Linked DNA regions of Mus musculus: region 1 is linked to region 2. Evidence: chromatin loops called from intact Hi-C (ENCODE). Cell type or tissue: heart. All regions are shown on one strand.

Region 1 (8,000 bases), 94 kb before region 2:
TCCACTCCACTGCTACTGCTGTTCTTGGTGGTCATCCCCATGGTACTGGCATCTTCAAAACACTGGGGTCTTCTGCTGTAATTGGGCTGTGCTTTCACAAAGAGCCTCTCATAAGCTCTCTTCATGATGCCAAACCTCAACTTGTCCTCATGACTCCCTTCAGTCCTGGGCCTTCAACTGCCACTGAGGCTGCGTCTTCATCTGTGTCCTCTCCTGCCCTTTCAAAGTGCCAGGTTTCAGCCACTCTCCATGATGCCTTCAAACCTGGCACCACCTGGGTGACTCTTGCACAGTACCAAATCTGGCTGCCAACACAAGGTACAATCTTGGCTGTCTCTGGAACTCAGCTTTTCTGTGCTCTCAGAAAAACACTTCCCAGAAGATTTGACCTCAGTAATGCCGATATCTTCGTAATCATCACTAATTGCTTAGCTCCAGCTAACCAGCATCAATTGTTCCAGTAATGAAAAAGTTTCACTTTAGTAGTTCTGGTATCTTGTTAATCATAGCTGATTGTTCAGCCCCAGCTAACCAGAACCACTGAATCTTACACTGAAACAGCAACAGCCCTGATAGAGTCTCTAAACTTCCCCTCTGAAACGTCACAAGCCAAGCCTCCATCTTCTGTACTATTCTCAACATTCTTATCTTCCAGTATCCTACAGAACTTCCCACTGAGATCTCAACAGGCAATGGCTTTTCTGGCTGGAAGTTCCAAAGTCTTTCCATAATCCTCCCCAAAACCAGGTTCAGGTCTGTCACAGTGATACCCCCTATGCTGGTACCAACCTTTCTTAGTTAGGGTTTTATTGCTATGACAAAACGCTATGACCAAAAGGCAAGTTGGAGAGGAAAGGGTTTATTTAGCTTTCACTTCCAGGTCATAATTCATCATTAGAGGAAGTCAGGGCAGGAACTCAAGCAGGGCTAGAACCTGGAAACAGGAGGCAATGCAGAGGCCCTGGAGGGGTGCTGCTTACTGTAAGGCTTGCTTTCCATGGCTTGCTCAGCCTGCTTTCTTAAAATTAGTGATCAGTGAGGGTTGTGCCATCCCTCATTGATCACTAATTGAGAAAATGCCCCACAACTCAATCTCAAGGAGGCATTTTCTCACGTGAGGCTCCTTTTTCTGTGATGACTCTGGCTTGTGTCAAATTGACACACAAAACCATCAAGAGCATAAAGGTTAGGTGCTTCCTACACTTATAAACATAAAATGGATCTAGCTTGAGGAAACAAGAGACTGAACCCTGTACTCTAGCCTTGTAAACTGTGACTAAAGGCAAGTCCGTTTCTATGTGTTTGGGGATTTTTCATCCAGGCTGTTAATAAACCTTGTGGCTTCCAACTCAGTAAAGAATCTCATTAAGGTGACTTGGATCTTATGAACCCAAGGTACAATGGAACTGGTAAAAATACCAAGTAGAGCTAAGGTGCTCTAAGAACTAAATCTAGATGAGTAACCAGAGACACATTTCGCTTTATGCTTCAGGTCTCAGAATGCTGAGTTCTTAGCACTCACAGTAAAGTTGTGTATATGTTTGGCTTCCATATTCAAATGAAATGGTTTCAGTGCCATAGCTTAAACTTTTATTTTTTTCCTGTCATCTTAAGGCATTACTGTAGAATGCTCTGAAATAACATGAGGTAAATTAGAAAAAAAAAATAAGAAAATGTTTTATTAAAATTATGTTCATGTGAAAAGTTTAAGATATGAAAATGAAGATGATTTGTGAATCCAAAGATGTTGTCACATGTATTTATGTTAAGTTAATGGCAGAAATAGCATGTCATGGCAATGTGTGTGTGTGTGTGTGTGTGTGTGTGTGTGTGTGTGTGTGTACTATATTACAGATCCAACCCAAAGCCTTCCATGTAACAGGCAAGCATTCTATTGATCTGTATCTCTACCCACAGCATTGTATCTGGTATGGGAGGGCTATTTACTTTTCTACATTATACACAATATCTACTTTCCCAGTCTTAGCAATTAAAAATGTTTCACGTTTTCATTATTTAAAATAGCCATGCTCTTTTTTATTTTTATTTTATTTTATTTTTCTTTTACTGAAGCTATAAGCACAGTCACAGGTACTGTTTGTACCACATGTAACTTACAGGTTTATCCTCAGGAAAACAGCTGGATATTGTACCCATACCTTTTGAATGGCAGGGGATAAATCTGGGGGATTGCTTTCTAAAGAGAGTGGAGTCACCCTTTCAAATTGTTGCTTAGATGCAAACTCCCAGGTGGCCTTAACCCAGAAAGGGGATTGGTTTTACTGTCTGGAATAGTGCGGTCTATGATGCTACTTAGGTGGCAGAATAATTGTTTTCTCCCAACATTAGAAGTTGTTGTTGCTCACAGGGTCCTTTCCTTGTATGTTTTGCTTTGTACCTTTTTTTTTTTTTTAAACTTTTTACTTTTTTATTTTTTATTTTTTGAGACAGGGTTTCTCTGTATAGCCCCGGCTGTCCTGGAACTCACTCTGTAGATGAGGCTGGCCTCAAACTCAGAAATCTGCCTGCCTCTGCCTCCCAAATGCTGGGATTAAAGGTGTGGCCACCACTGCCTGGCTGTTTGTTTTTTCTTGTAGTGCTGGGGATGGATTCAGGGCCTCTTGCATGCTAGGCAAGCATTCAACCACTTCATCCCAGCAGTGTTCTTCTCAAAAGCAAGGAGTGTGCCCTTTGGGGATTTGTATTCCTAAAGTCCCATAGCACAGTGCCACTTATTAAGTACAAAAAAATGCTACAACCATGATAGAAAATATGGCTCTCCAATAAGTTACATCCACAAAGCCTATCATGAGCATCTGTACCGTTTCCTTGCCTCAACAGGGAGAAGATCCAATTTATCCGAACGGAAGGGACCCCTGGATTGGTGCGGCTCTCAAGCGATGCAGACCTTGTCATGTTACTGAGGTATGTGACACTGGGGCCTCAGGTGGAAGTCTCCTGCTGTCAGATACTTTGGGATGTTTTTGAAAATAATATGCCACAGTGTTGGTAGCCTTAAAATGCCTCCTTTCTCCTCGGAATCATAAGGAAATCGTCATATTGAAAACTTAGGATGCAGCTTTCAGGGTAATTTATTTCAGATTACATCGGGTACCCCTAAAATTAGCTTACTCATGCTTCTACACTGCTGAGAGACGAAAAGGATATACAGACAAACAAATCAAATACCACACTCATTGAGTAGAATGGAAGTTAACCGAAGAAGTACGTGCAGCTTACCCTGGGGCAGGGGAGAGGTCATTGATAGGTTATTTTCCCGCCACTTAATAAGTACCAAAAATAATAAGCCAGTTTAAACCAGATTAGATTATATAAAGATGAGTTTATTGGGAAGCTGCATTCTAATAGGGAGTTCACTGGCCCCAAGGACCAAGGTCATGGAAGTTGCCATAGAGGAAGGAGAGAGAAAGGAGCATATTGCAGAGAGAGAAGGGAGAAGAGAGAATCCAAAAATGTCTGGGTTATATAGGAATGAGCCTCTGGGGGAAGGGCAGCCCAGCCCTTGGGCTGGAAAGTTCAGGTTTGGGTATGTCAGGCAGGCACTGAGGGATTCTGGGAGAACCTGGGGACCAGGTCTGCTTTGGTAGAGAAAATATGCACGCCAGTCCCTTGTCCCAGGCTGAAACCAAAAAGTCATCTTTCAGTTTTCTTTCCACTTTTTTCTTTTCTTTTTCCAACATGTGCTTTCTCTCCTTTTGCTGGTTTCAGGAGTAGCTTATTTACTTTATGGTTTTTAAGAGTTTAAGGTTTGGTCAATGGTTCTGCGGATTTAGGCGCTTCGTGGAACAGACCCATTGTATTGCCCTTCGTGGTGGTTAGAATGATTCAGTTTTTAAATTTCAGAGTACTTTGGAAGGACAACTGTAAAGGGTTTTTTTTTTTTTTTTGTCTGTTTGTTTTGTTTTTCGAGACAGGGTTTCTCTATGTAGTCTTGGTTGTCCTGGAACTCACTCTATAGACCAGGCTGGCCTCGAACTCAGAAATCCACCTGCCTCTGCCTCCCAAGTACTGGGATTAAAGGTGTGCGCCACCACACCCAGTTTAAGGTTTTTGTTGTTGTTTAAAAAAAAAAAAAAGACCTTTCTCATGTTTGACATCAACCCTCAACTATAGGCAAATTAGAAATAAAATGCTTTTGCAGGATCCAGTGGCTGGGAAACTGCCCTGGAGGTCTCCATAGGATCAACACCCCTCAGGCAATGCTTTGTTTATCCCTGAGGGCTAAACAATGCCACAGGGCAGTGTTTTGTTTGCTTTCTTGCTATTTTCTTTTTCTTGAGACAGGGCTTTTCTGTATAGACCTGTCTGTACAGGAACTCACTCTGTAGACCAGACTCAGAGGTCTAGCCTGCCTCTGCCTCCCTGTGCTGGGATTGAAGGAGCCCACCATCGTGGCCAGGCTTGTGTGTTTTCTTTTTTTGTTTGTTTTTTGTTTTCTGAGACAGGGTTTCTCTGTATAGTCCTGGCTGTCCTGGAACTCACTTTGTAGACCAGGCTGGGCTTGTGTGTTTTCTATGTTGGTCTTGACCTTGACTCTCTCTCTCTCTCTCTCTCTCTCTCTCTCTCTCTCTCTCTCTCTCTGTTGTCCTATATCTTGCTGAAAAGCCCTTTCCATTTTTGTTGCTATGAAAGCAAGATTCCAAAGGATTCAATTACTCCCCATCTTTTGACTCTTAAGACCTTTGAGGAGGGTGTGTCACTTCTCAATCTAGCAGGTGACTGACCCTTTTAACTGACCTGTACTGAATTAGTTCTAGAAAGAGTATAGCCTGCCAGATAGTCAGGAACACTATTGATCTGCTAGTGCAAGAATAAGATGTTTCTATAAAAATAAAGTATAGAAAAACAAAAGTCATATGTTTTTGAAAGGCGGGCAGAAGTAGAAACAGGGAACAAACAACCTCTGACAGTAGAGACTTTTAATGTGTGGGGGTGGGGGGTGGGGGGTTGGTAAAAGTCTCTAGAGGAGAATCCCTAAGGATGGAAAGTCTGCCTTATGCACCGAAGTCAGTATAGGGCAGAAGGGGAGACTGGGGAGGAGTCTGAAATCAGCCATTACAGGGAGCAAAGGATGAAAGCTGAGTATTAAGAAAAAGAATGTCTTGTGGTGGGTAAACATCCCTGGGCAGCCATTGTCAGGTGTCAGCAGGGGGAGAGGCGGGATTAGGAAAATATGTCTGGAATGAGGATTGCTGTAGTCTCACTGCCCAGAAACCAAAAGGGAAAAGCTTTTTAAAATGGCATGGCCTTGGCTACAAGTCTCAATCTTCTTCTCTCCTTAGTTAAACAGTCTTTAGATGGTAAGTCTTAAATATCTTAGTTAATTATAGCTAACTACCACAGTCTATCTGAGTTTCTTATATGTAAAACGATCTCACAAATAAAGAGCAAGATTGCTTCCTCACCTGCTTGGGGAAATAAGTATGTTCACTGAAACTAAAGGGCCTTTGAAGAAGTTGGAAAATTTACTCACACATAGTGATTCTACAGTTATGGCATGTTGTACATTTAGGTCTTGACTGTCATTTCATTTATTAAATGTATTTATTAATAGTATGCAATGAAGCAATATACTATCTGTCTTTAATAAATAATATTTACTACTTATTGGAAGTGGGGGGTTGTCTATTCACATTCTAAGTTCTTCTGTATTTTACTTTAAGTTTATTTCAGTCAAAGGCTTAAGAGTGTGCTTGCCACATACTAAGTGAATCTGTGTCTCCTTGGTGTTTTATATTTTAAAGAAGAGAATTAGTTCTGGTAAAAATGTACTTGGTTATCTGTACACTAAGGTGTGAGAGAGTCTGTGTAGCTTTAGGATATGATTCAAATCACATTAAACCCATGTAAAGATATTTTTCTATTGCTATTATAAAATATAAAAAATGTAAATGACTTGAATTTGTTATTGATTATTCATTTCCTATATACTCTCAATAACTGATTTGATTTAAAATGTACTTTTATCAGGTTTATCGAGTGATTAGTAAATTCAGACATATGAAATAGGAAGTAATTAGTAAATTTGGATGTATAAAAAGTTTTAAAGTTGTATAGCAAAAGATGCAGGGCTTGATGAAGAGGTCAGGGTGGATTGGGTGGGTGTGTGCTTTGACTGAACAAATCTGACTTTGTATATGTACTGTATTCACACTATGAAACTCACAGGTACAGGGGATACCATGTAGAGAACATTCTTGGTGCCATTGGTAATAAAAAGCAGGAAGTTGGGGAAAGACATAGGGATAATAAACTAGTATATTCATAGAATGGCCTGATATACAGCCACCTAAACCTTTATGTATCCACACAGATATCAGACTACAATAATATTTTTGATTGAGGATGTAGGTAAAATTCAAGCATAATAAATACTTACAGACAACATTTAGCAATGTTTATGACAAAACTATGTTTTATCTGTGCACGGATGTTTCTGAGTATGAAACTATGGAAGGAAACTACCTGTTAAATCACAATGGAAGAAAACAAGAAAGCCCTCATAGAATCCTACCTCCTCCTCACTGTGGAAGCAGCTTACTTGGCCTCATTGGCTAACGTATATCCTCTGTTCCATGTCTTTTCCTAGCTTATTCGAGGAAGAGATAATGTCATATGTGCCTCCTCATGCCTTACTCCACCCCAGCTACTGTCAGTCCCCGCGTGGCTCCCCCGTATCATCTCCCCAGAACTCACCAGGTGAGTCTTCCTACTACATATGGGAATTCTCTGAGAAGCACAGGTATGGAGTGCTCTGCCTGCTGATAAGGACACACTGCGTGGTATTTGCTGCCTTTTTAAGTAGCTCGCTTCCTTGTAAGTTCATTTTGACTGAAAGCTTATAAAGATAAATGGCAGTAGTGTAACATATCCTGCTGTAGAATCTACTTTACATCCTGCTGCCTACTGCTTAATGTTTCTTGGAAAATATTAGGGCACAAAATATTTTGCGAGCTCTTTTGATTTAAAAAGTTAGTTGGGGTACAGCTTTGATAGACAATAAAAATGTTTCCACTCTCAAGAAAAAAAAGTTGAGAGTTTAAACTATTTGGTATAATGGACTTGGGTATTTTTCTCCTGTTGTATTAACTAATTGTCTAAGATGGTGTGAGGGGGATGAATGGGCGGATGAAACAAGCTAATGGGTGAAACTTATTTGAACTCTTTTAGAAGAGGCAGATGGGAATTAGGGGGTGATGAATGCTCAGGTGTGTAAATGATATGGAGTCGATCTTTACAAATGATTTTTTTACCGAAGGTAGCCATGATGTTGACAGAATATCAACTATATCTTTTTACAGGCAATGTGTTATTTACACTATTTCAGTAGAAAATCAAACTTCGGTTGTGACACTGAAAGCTACTATGCTCTTTGATGTATTAACTTGTGTTCTCACACATTGCTCTGATAATAAAGCTACAGTCTAATTGAATACCACAAACAGGAAAAGCTCTATTAATCTGTCTGTGTAACACAGATTTATTGAGCATCCAACTGTGATGCAAGTGCTGAGTTAGAGCATGGCCGTGTGAAATGAATACTACAGTCTCTGCTTTTGACGGGTTCACTGTGAAGCAGTGAGGCAGTGGTGAGTCTATAGCTCAGTGGTCAGTGCCCTGATGGCAAGACATCTGGGAACATGGGTGTGGGAACACTTGTTTAAGGAAGACTAAGATAGCAGGGGTGAGGGAACCTTGAAGGATGACTGAATAGAAATTTGCTAGGTGGGGCTTGAAGTTTAGCTGGATGGTAAGGAACTTGCCTAGCCCTGGGATTGGTTCCCAGGACTAGGTGAAGGGGAAAAAAAAGATCTCAAAAAGACCAAACTGGCAAACAAAAATCAGAACTGGAAGTTTCCCAAATGGGCCAAAGGCAGAAGGACACTCTGGATAAAAGGGCAGCATAGGCTGAGGAGACAGTGGGATTCTGAGGAGAAAGAATAGAAACGAAAGGCAGTTCTGAAGATTCAGGTTGGAAA
Region 2 (8,000 bases):
TGTCATGTGATAATTGTGATATTCTCCAGCAAGAAGGCCACCATCATTTGAGGCTCCTTGTCCTTGTCCTTCCAGAACTGTGAGCCAAAATAAGCACATTTTCTTTATTAATAGCCTACTTTGGGGATTTCAATATAGTAACAGAAACCAGACTGATACAGTAGGGAACTTAAAACTCTGTATATGGTCTCCTGGCTGTAATGAATGTAAATGGAATTCACACCCAGGGGCATTTCAGCTCAATTCTTTCCCCCACCTCCCAGCATTGGTATTCTCAGACTCCAAGAGATGTATCCCCAGCTACCTAGAGAAGTGTTTGCCTCAGGACCAAAGGTTATATAGAAATAATTTACAAATTTGAAAACTAAACAAAATATAGGACAGAAAACACTGCCTGTTTCCTAAGTAGAAGATACTAGTTGGCAATTGAATGTGGCAAAGTTTTAAAAAACAAACAAACAAAAAACAGTTGTTCTCAGCAGGAGGTGAGGAGGGTGATGTAGCAACAGCAACAGACACTAGAGGGGTATTATGGGAGAGTCCTAGCAGAATAACTCCTGATCTTTCATAGATAGACGTGGCTGAGAGTCTACCATAATTACACAGATTTGGTTAATATCAAATAGTAATTTGATACTAAAAGTACCAAAAGTTTCAGACTATGAACTTCAGATATGGATTTGACTCTGGGTTGGTAATTTATTTATGATCAGTCATTGACCCAGCAAAATAGAGTTTTCAGTACTGGGTTGTGCCAAGGGTAGAACTGTTAAGGTCTAGGGGGGTGGTTCTAGATTTAGTTTTGGAAAGTAGCCAATCCATGAGCAAGTTCTGTTTCTTGATTTATGTGGGACAGAAATATAATGCACAAAATGTGAATTTGCTACCAAGTTTGTGGACATGTTAAGTTAAAACAAATATTCATTACATTACTATATTAAATTCCACAGGTGAGTGGAAGCCATGGATTTAAAGAATAGCAATTCACAGTCAATACTAATGATACCTCCTTCCACCTGCATCATAACCATTTCTCACTATTTTTATAGCAGTTTCTTTTTAAATGAAGTCAGTAGCTGTGCTTAGTTACCATTCAATTTATGTCTATGTGTGCTTCTGGCGTTTTCCGCTTGTGAATAGAATAAGCTCCTGAAATCAGCATATCTATGTTGTTCTATCTTAATACTATATTTGGAGCTGTGTAAGTAATGCACATCCTGCCTGAGATAATGTCTCTGTTTTTCAGTTACATTTAAGTTCCATCTTCTCTCTTCCTGTCTCTTCTTTTAACTAGGTAAAAGTCTGCCTAGAGAAGCAGGTCTGGCAGTCATCAACATGTCTCGGAGGAGATTCGATTGCCGAAGTGTCTCAGGCTTGCTAACTACAACCCCTCAAACGCCGATTAAAACAGAGAATTTTAATAATTTCTATACTCTTACCCCAAAAGAACTTGGGAGGTAAGGAAACTTTGATATCTTTGATATGTGTGCTGGCTAAATTCAGTGTTTTATTTGTTATAAAACTTAGAACTGTTATCAGTGATTAGAAAGAAAAGCTTTCATCTCTATTTTCTTAGCTGAACAGAAAATTAAATCTGTGGAGGAGTTCATATCAAATATCCCACCTAGCTCCAGATCTCATTTCTTTTTGCTTCTGTGTCTGTGAATGGGAAGGGACAGCTCAGGCTGCCAAGTCCTCATCTGGGCTCTGCCATTGATTACCTGTGTGACTTCAGTTAAATTACAACACCTCTCACTGCCATCTGAAAAAGAGATAAGGATAATTGTATTTATTTGTGTAGATTTTTTAGGGTTAAATTACTTAATATTTGTAAAGGGCTAATACAGTGTTATATGTTTTGGTTCAATACATTTTGATTTTTCCATTCCTAGCTACTGTGTCTGTCTAAAATAGAAAGAGATACTTCCTTACTCCATATGTACATACCCTCATAAATTAAGAATATTTAACTCATATCTAATATCACAGTTTTATATTACAAAGAATTGGTCTTCTGTATTAGTAGAAGCCTGTCTAAATTCTTGGCTTAATCAAGTATGCACTTCTTATGGCCAAGCGTGCCCTTGACATTGAGTACTACAGTAACTTTTTAGTATGTACTAGGAAACCTGTGCCAAGTCACTCATCTGTTGTGTGTCTTCTTAGGTTTAAAGTAAGCATGGTTATGAAGAGTTAGATCATATTGTTTTTTGTGTACGTGTGTTTGTATGGAGGTAAATGTTTGGCTTATGCTACAGTGGTTTACAAAGTGTTTTCTATTGATGGGTAGACAAAAAACCAGTCTGATCTCAGTGTGGAATCTCAAGTTGCCTGGACTAGGAAAGGTAATTCTTTGCTTGTGTCTTTTATGTTTTAGGTAGAGGCAAGTCCTGGCCTTTCTCCTTTTTTCAGATGTTTCATAAAGCCCCTTTTTCATAACATAGAGATGAGACCATCTCACAGACATAGAATATTTTGCTTCTTGCTCTACTAATCTCTCCTTCATAAATAGACATGGTTTCCTTTTGGTAGCTACATTCAGTATATACTTGACCGTCTTTCAAATATTTAAACAAAGCTGGACATCATTAGTTTCCCTAAGTATGTATCGTGTGGCACACTATCCAGACGGACTTCCTTTGTTCAATTTCCCTCTTCTGGGACACTTTCTGCTTTTGATTGTTTCTGTTAAAACGAAGGGCCTAGTATTAGACACAGTATTGTTCACAGTCTTACTTTGTGAGAAGACTGCTGAAGCCATTAGATGCCCGTGTGTCTCCTTCCACATTTTGTTCCTCTCTCTTTCCTCCTTGTCCCCCTTTCTTCTTATCCATTTTTATTACTAGGGATGCCCGGTCTGTGTCATATAGCATCATATTATTCTGACTAAGCTAGTTACTTGAGCTTCCTTTGCTCTGGATCAAAATTTGTGATCAGTGATCCTCTTAGTTGAGTATTATCTCCTTTTACTTAGTTGAGAAGATAGACTAAATATGTTCAAGTTGCCTTTTATTGTAAAACAACTGGAAATTGCTCTGAACAGATACTTAGACAAAGACTTGAGCATTCTTACCTGTTTTTCTAGGTTACTATTTGGATGAGTAACTTTATTAGGTTAACTTCAAAATAATAGGCATCGAGGCTAAAGAGAGCTTTTTCCCTTTAACTTTGTAGAGGACTTGCGTGGGGTCACTGTTAACTTTACACTGTCTGCAGGTGAAGGGATGGCATAAGGAACCAGCCTGAGCTGGACTAAGTTTGCTTTTAAAGCAAAAGCTCGTTATAGGTTATGGTTAAAACAAAAGTCAGATTCCTAGTGTCCCAGAATCAGATAGCTTCATGGAAGAGACTTAAATCACATCTTTAAATTGCTTTGGGCTAGTGACTCATGTGATAAATATTGTTATATTTAATTTTCAGCGTTGGCAATTAAAAATTCTAATTTTTAAAGCCTTCCATAAATCTTAAAAATCTGTCAAGCTCTTAACCAGACTTAGTGAGCTTGTTTGATGAAGTGAAGTTGGGGTTCATTCTTTTCTTTCCTCTAGGAGGTTTGCATATTTTGTAATTTAGAAACATAATTCTAGCATATAGAAAACTACAAGTTATCTGTCCATACCAGCCGTGTTTAAAAATTAATTTTAAATGTCCTTTAAGCAACACAAAGGGAAATATATAACGTAAGTCTAAGTTCATTTTTCACTAAACTGCATTGTTCCTGTTTTTTACCATGTTGGGTAAGTTTTTTCCACCCCTCCCCCAGCTGAGGCAAAGTTTCATCGGCCTTGTGGTTAGAAGGGGGAGGCAGATTCAGAAATAAAACGTCAGCTTCCTTTGTGGCTTACCCTCCCCATCCCTTGGTGTTTTATTGTGTGTTTTAGAATGCCGTGGGTAACAGCTAGACCTTTTTCATTGCTGGGAAATCTAGTCAGCCTTGCCCTTTATGTTATTATTAAGGTTTTACATTCTCTTGACGGCTTCTCTTCAGTTTGGTATAGGAACATAGTTTAAAGATTACTGTTAGACGTCTTAAACTACAACTGGCATCTAAGGATAGAAAGTAGGTACTTGTTCTTTTCGCCTAAAGCCTCTGATAATAATGGTAAAATATTTATCTTGCTTCACAGTATTTATATGAATATATGCATATGAAATTGTATAAGTATGTTGATGTAACTTTCTCAAATGTTTAAAAATGCAAATGTGAGCCAGGCAGTGGTGGTGCACACCTTTATTTAGTCCCAGCACTCTGGAGGCAGAGGCAACTGTGGATCTCTGAGTGGGAGGCCAGCTTGGTCCAGAATGGCCAGGGCTACAGTCCCAAAAAACCAAAGAAAGAAGAAGATGATGAAGAAGAGGAGGAGGAGAAGTGGGGAGGGGGAGACAGAAGAGGAAGAAGAGGAGGAGGAAGAAGAGGAGGAGGAAGAAGGGGGAGGAGGAGTAGGAAGAAGAGGAGGAGCAAATGTGGATTTAAAAACAGCACAATGTGTGGTGTTACAGTAGATATTCAGACTCTAGCATTTGCTCAGAAACATTTCAGGTGATATTAAGTGTTAGTTAGCTAAGTATAGATTTTTTTAATAGATTTGATTAATTAGATTAGACACGTTCCCTGTCCTCATAGAGTGTTCCCTTAGCAGTGAACACTGTCAAAAGAACCATCACCCATGACATTTGCGCAACTTTGTCCTGAGCTCATGAATGTAAGAGTAGTTTAAGAGAGTCTTAGGAAGCCGAAATAGTGAGGTAAAAATAGATGAAACTTGTTAATCTTGCTACTTGTTTTTGAAGCAATTCTAGTTCATAGATACCTTCAGGTAACTGGAGAGTAGTGACGTCATCACAACTGTAAATGCCCTGTCTTTCAGATATGTAATGTCCTTGGTTTCCTAGCTTGGTTCCTAAATTTTACAAGGTGAGGGTTTTTCTAAAACCTCAACTCCCTTTTCTGTTTTAGACAAGTTTTTGCTTCTGTATCTAAGTAAGACTTGGTAATTGTTAAACTTAATAAACAAATCCATTTTAAGGGGAGAAATTGTTCCATAGTTGTGAGACAAGAAAGCTAGAAATTCTTGGCACTGAACAGTAAAGGATCAGGTTTGTATAGGCAGTTTATTTCATTGAGGTATGTAGGCTTCATATTATAGACTGTATACTTTATTTTTAATTATTAGCTACATGTTTTAGATTGACACTGATTTTTGAGGTATTTGGAAAATAATGAGGAGGAAACTGTTGTTCTGGTTCTTGTGAGTAACAAATAAAATGCAGGCAAGCAATTTCTTCTCCTAACTCCCACACAGGGGGTTAAACCACTTAGGTTAAATGGTTGACCCTGCTATCAGCTGACCATCTATGTTTAGAAGTATATTTTTGAGAGTAGCTGCAGCAATGGAGTTAAAATACCAGTTTCTGGAGATTTACTTGTACCCAAGTTAGTACCAGAAACTAGAATGTGGTTTATTCTTAGTTATTAAATTGGGATCTTTTAGAGTAGAGCCTAGCAGGTTTATGATAGGCTTCAATCTGAAAACCCTCTGGGATTGAATGTAAACCTCCCTGTCTAAGGTCATGTTGCCTCTTTTTGGAGTGTGCAAATCAATAGTTTGTTAGTTCTTAGACTAATCTTAGGTTCAGAATAGCTTTATATCTTTGAAAAACTAAATGCTTATAATAATAATATATGCATATACCAGGAGAAATAATCTTTGTGCTTTTAAGTTTGGGTAAGATGCTAAGTACTTCTATTAAAGAGATAAAAACATATATAATTTCCTAAAATGACAGATGTGACATTACCGGGTGTTTTTATACCAAACTGTTGATCATCCTTAATTTCTTACATGATCCCAAAATACATTTGAATACCCTCCATAGGATCCATATCCCTTGTGTATCTGTTAGAGGCATAGTGTTGTTAGGCACATGATATTATCAGGTACACTGAAATGTATTATACTGATAGTAAAAACAATAGTTTATTCTGCTATGATAATTGCCTACACTTACACAGTAACATTGTAGACTTAATAAAAGAGCACATAGTATTTGTGTCAGCTTGTACAAAAAAGAAAATTTCCTAATGGCACAGATACGTGAAAGACTTCACCTTAAGTTGGAGTTATGAAGTTTCCCTATTCTTTCTTTCTAGAGGAAAATTTGCTGTGGTTAGACAATGTATATCAAAATCAACTGGACAAGAGTATGCTGCCAAATCCCTGAAAAAGAGGAGAAGAGGGCAGGATTGCCGGGCGGAAATTCTGCATGAGATAGCTGTGCTGGAGCTGGCCAGGTCTTGTCCCCACGTGATTAATCTGCATGAGGTCTACGAAAATGCAACGGAAATCATTTTGGTGTTAGAATAGTAAGTATGTGCTTCATACATTTAAGGTGTTTATTGTAATTGGTGGAATACGATGCAGAATGTCAGATGACAACAGTATGACAACATTGACTATTGATAAAATATTAGAGAGACATAGTTTATATTTGTACATTTTTTTTCCAAGGCTAAATATGTAGCCTCAAACATCTAGGCCAAAATTCATTTACAGCAGGCAACAAACATAGTCAACCCAACAATTTGGGAATATAGTTGCAATAATTTAATTCCATATTAATAGTTTATAACTTGAGGGTTTTGTCTAGAAATAATCTAATAACAAATAAAATAGAAGCCATGTTTTATGTTTTGCTAATCTGTTTAGTAAAACATGTCCAAAGAAATGATGCAAGAAGAGGGCTTGTAAAAGATGTCTACTACATTGTTATGCCATTTATAGTACATAGGATTTAAAAAGCAATGTCAGCAACTGTAGCCAAAAGAAAAAAATCCGTCTGGTTAGTGAACAATTGCAAACACTAAAGCACTCAGTAATGGATGAAGTGTTATGAGTGTCAGACTGTTAAGATCCCCATGGCTGGCTAACCAAGTTCAGCATCAAATACACTTACTAGTTTTTGAAGATGGACAATATATGAAAGAGAATAGTAAATTAATACTGAGTTCACCACCTGTTTTGATAGGCTTTAGTAAAGTAAATCTACTTCAGCACAAACTAAAAAAGGAAAGTACTGTTTTAGAGAAAATAATGCTACAAACTAGAGGAATTCTTTTTACCAGTCAATGTATACAATGCATCGCCCTTTGAATGTGACAGTGTATTTGTCCTATTTTACTTTATTTGTATGTGTATATATGTACATGGAGTGTGAGTGATGCACGTTTGGTGTGTGTGTGGTATGCACAAGCATGTGCAAGCATGTGGAACTCAGAGATAGATTTTAGGTGTCTTCTCAATTGATCTTCATCTTATACATTGAGACTGGGTGGGTCCTTGAGTAAACCTGGAGTGTGCCCTTTCTGCCAGTCTGGTTGGCCTGCTTGCTCCTTAGATGCTCTGTCGCTATCTCCTATGCATTAGGGTTGTAGGCAGGCCACCACACCTGCTTTGTGATCAGAACCTGGGCCTCATGCTTTCTGAGTTCCCACCCCATCTCCTGTGAGCTTCGTTTTAGGATTCATATTGTAAGGAAGTAGAGATTTGTTCATATGGGTTTTTTTTTAAGTCAATTGTTTTATGTAAGAAAATAGATTTGACTAAAATAATTTGTGAATGAAAATTATTTTTTAAAAAGATTTATTTATTTATTTAATGTATATGAGTACATTGCAGCTATCTTCAGACACATCAAAAGAGGACATCAGATCCCATTACAGACCGTTGTGAGCCACTATGTGGTTGCTAGGAATTGAACTCAGGACCTCTGGAAGAGCAGTCAGTACTCTTAACCTCTGAGCCATCGCTCTAGCCCGGAAATGATGATTTTTAAAAGGTTAAACTGACATGTAGTTTACTGAACAATGAGTAGTATATACATTTCTCAGAACAAGATACATAAAAGTATATTCTAGAAGCTTCAGAGTAAATTAGCATAGCAGGAAATACTAGGATACTACCAATGCCATTTCATTTTTCATGCATTTTATGATGATTTTT

The links. Peaks named below come from ENCODE experiments on the same cell type or tissue, not always from the same donor. Only the 100,000 strongest peaks of a DNase experiment are listed, where the experiment ranks them.
Region 1: it touches region 2 in a loop (1.9-fold over the local background); 2 of 42 quality-filtered maps call a loop at or near these places.

What each region holds. Positions count from the first base shown.
Region 1 is chr1:53,863,761-53,871,760 of GRCm38, reverse strand. It overlaps Hecw2 (HECT, C2 and WW domain containing E3 ubiquitin protein ligase 2), which reads left to right. Exons shown (of 29, transcript NM_001001883.3): 18 at 2,842-2,925; 19 at 6,611-6,720. Among named protein-coding and RNA genes, the nearest start is that of Mir7681, 18 kb to the right of the region's middle. In heart, no CTCF peak of the experiment used is centred here; no DNase peak of the experiment used is centred here.
Region 2 is chr1:53,769,974-53,777,973 of GRCm38, reverse strand. It overlaps Stk17b (serine/threonine kinase 17b (apoptosis-inducing)), which reads left to right. Exons shown (of 8, transcript NM_133810.3): 2 at 1,295-1,457; 3 at 6,152-6,364. The coding sequence starts at 1,336. Among named protein-coding and RNA genes, the nearest start is that of Stk17b, 11 kb to the left of the region's middle. In heart, no CTCF peak of the experiment used is centred here; a DNase peak (open chromatin) is centred at 3,783.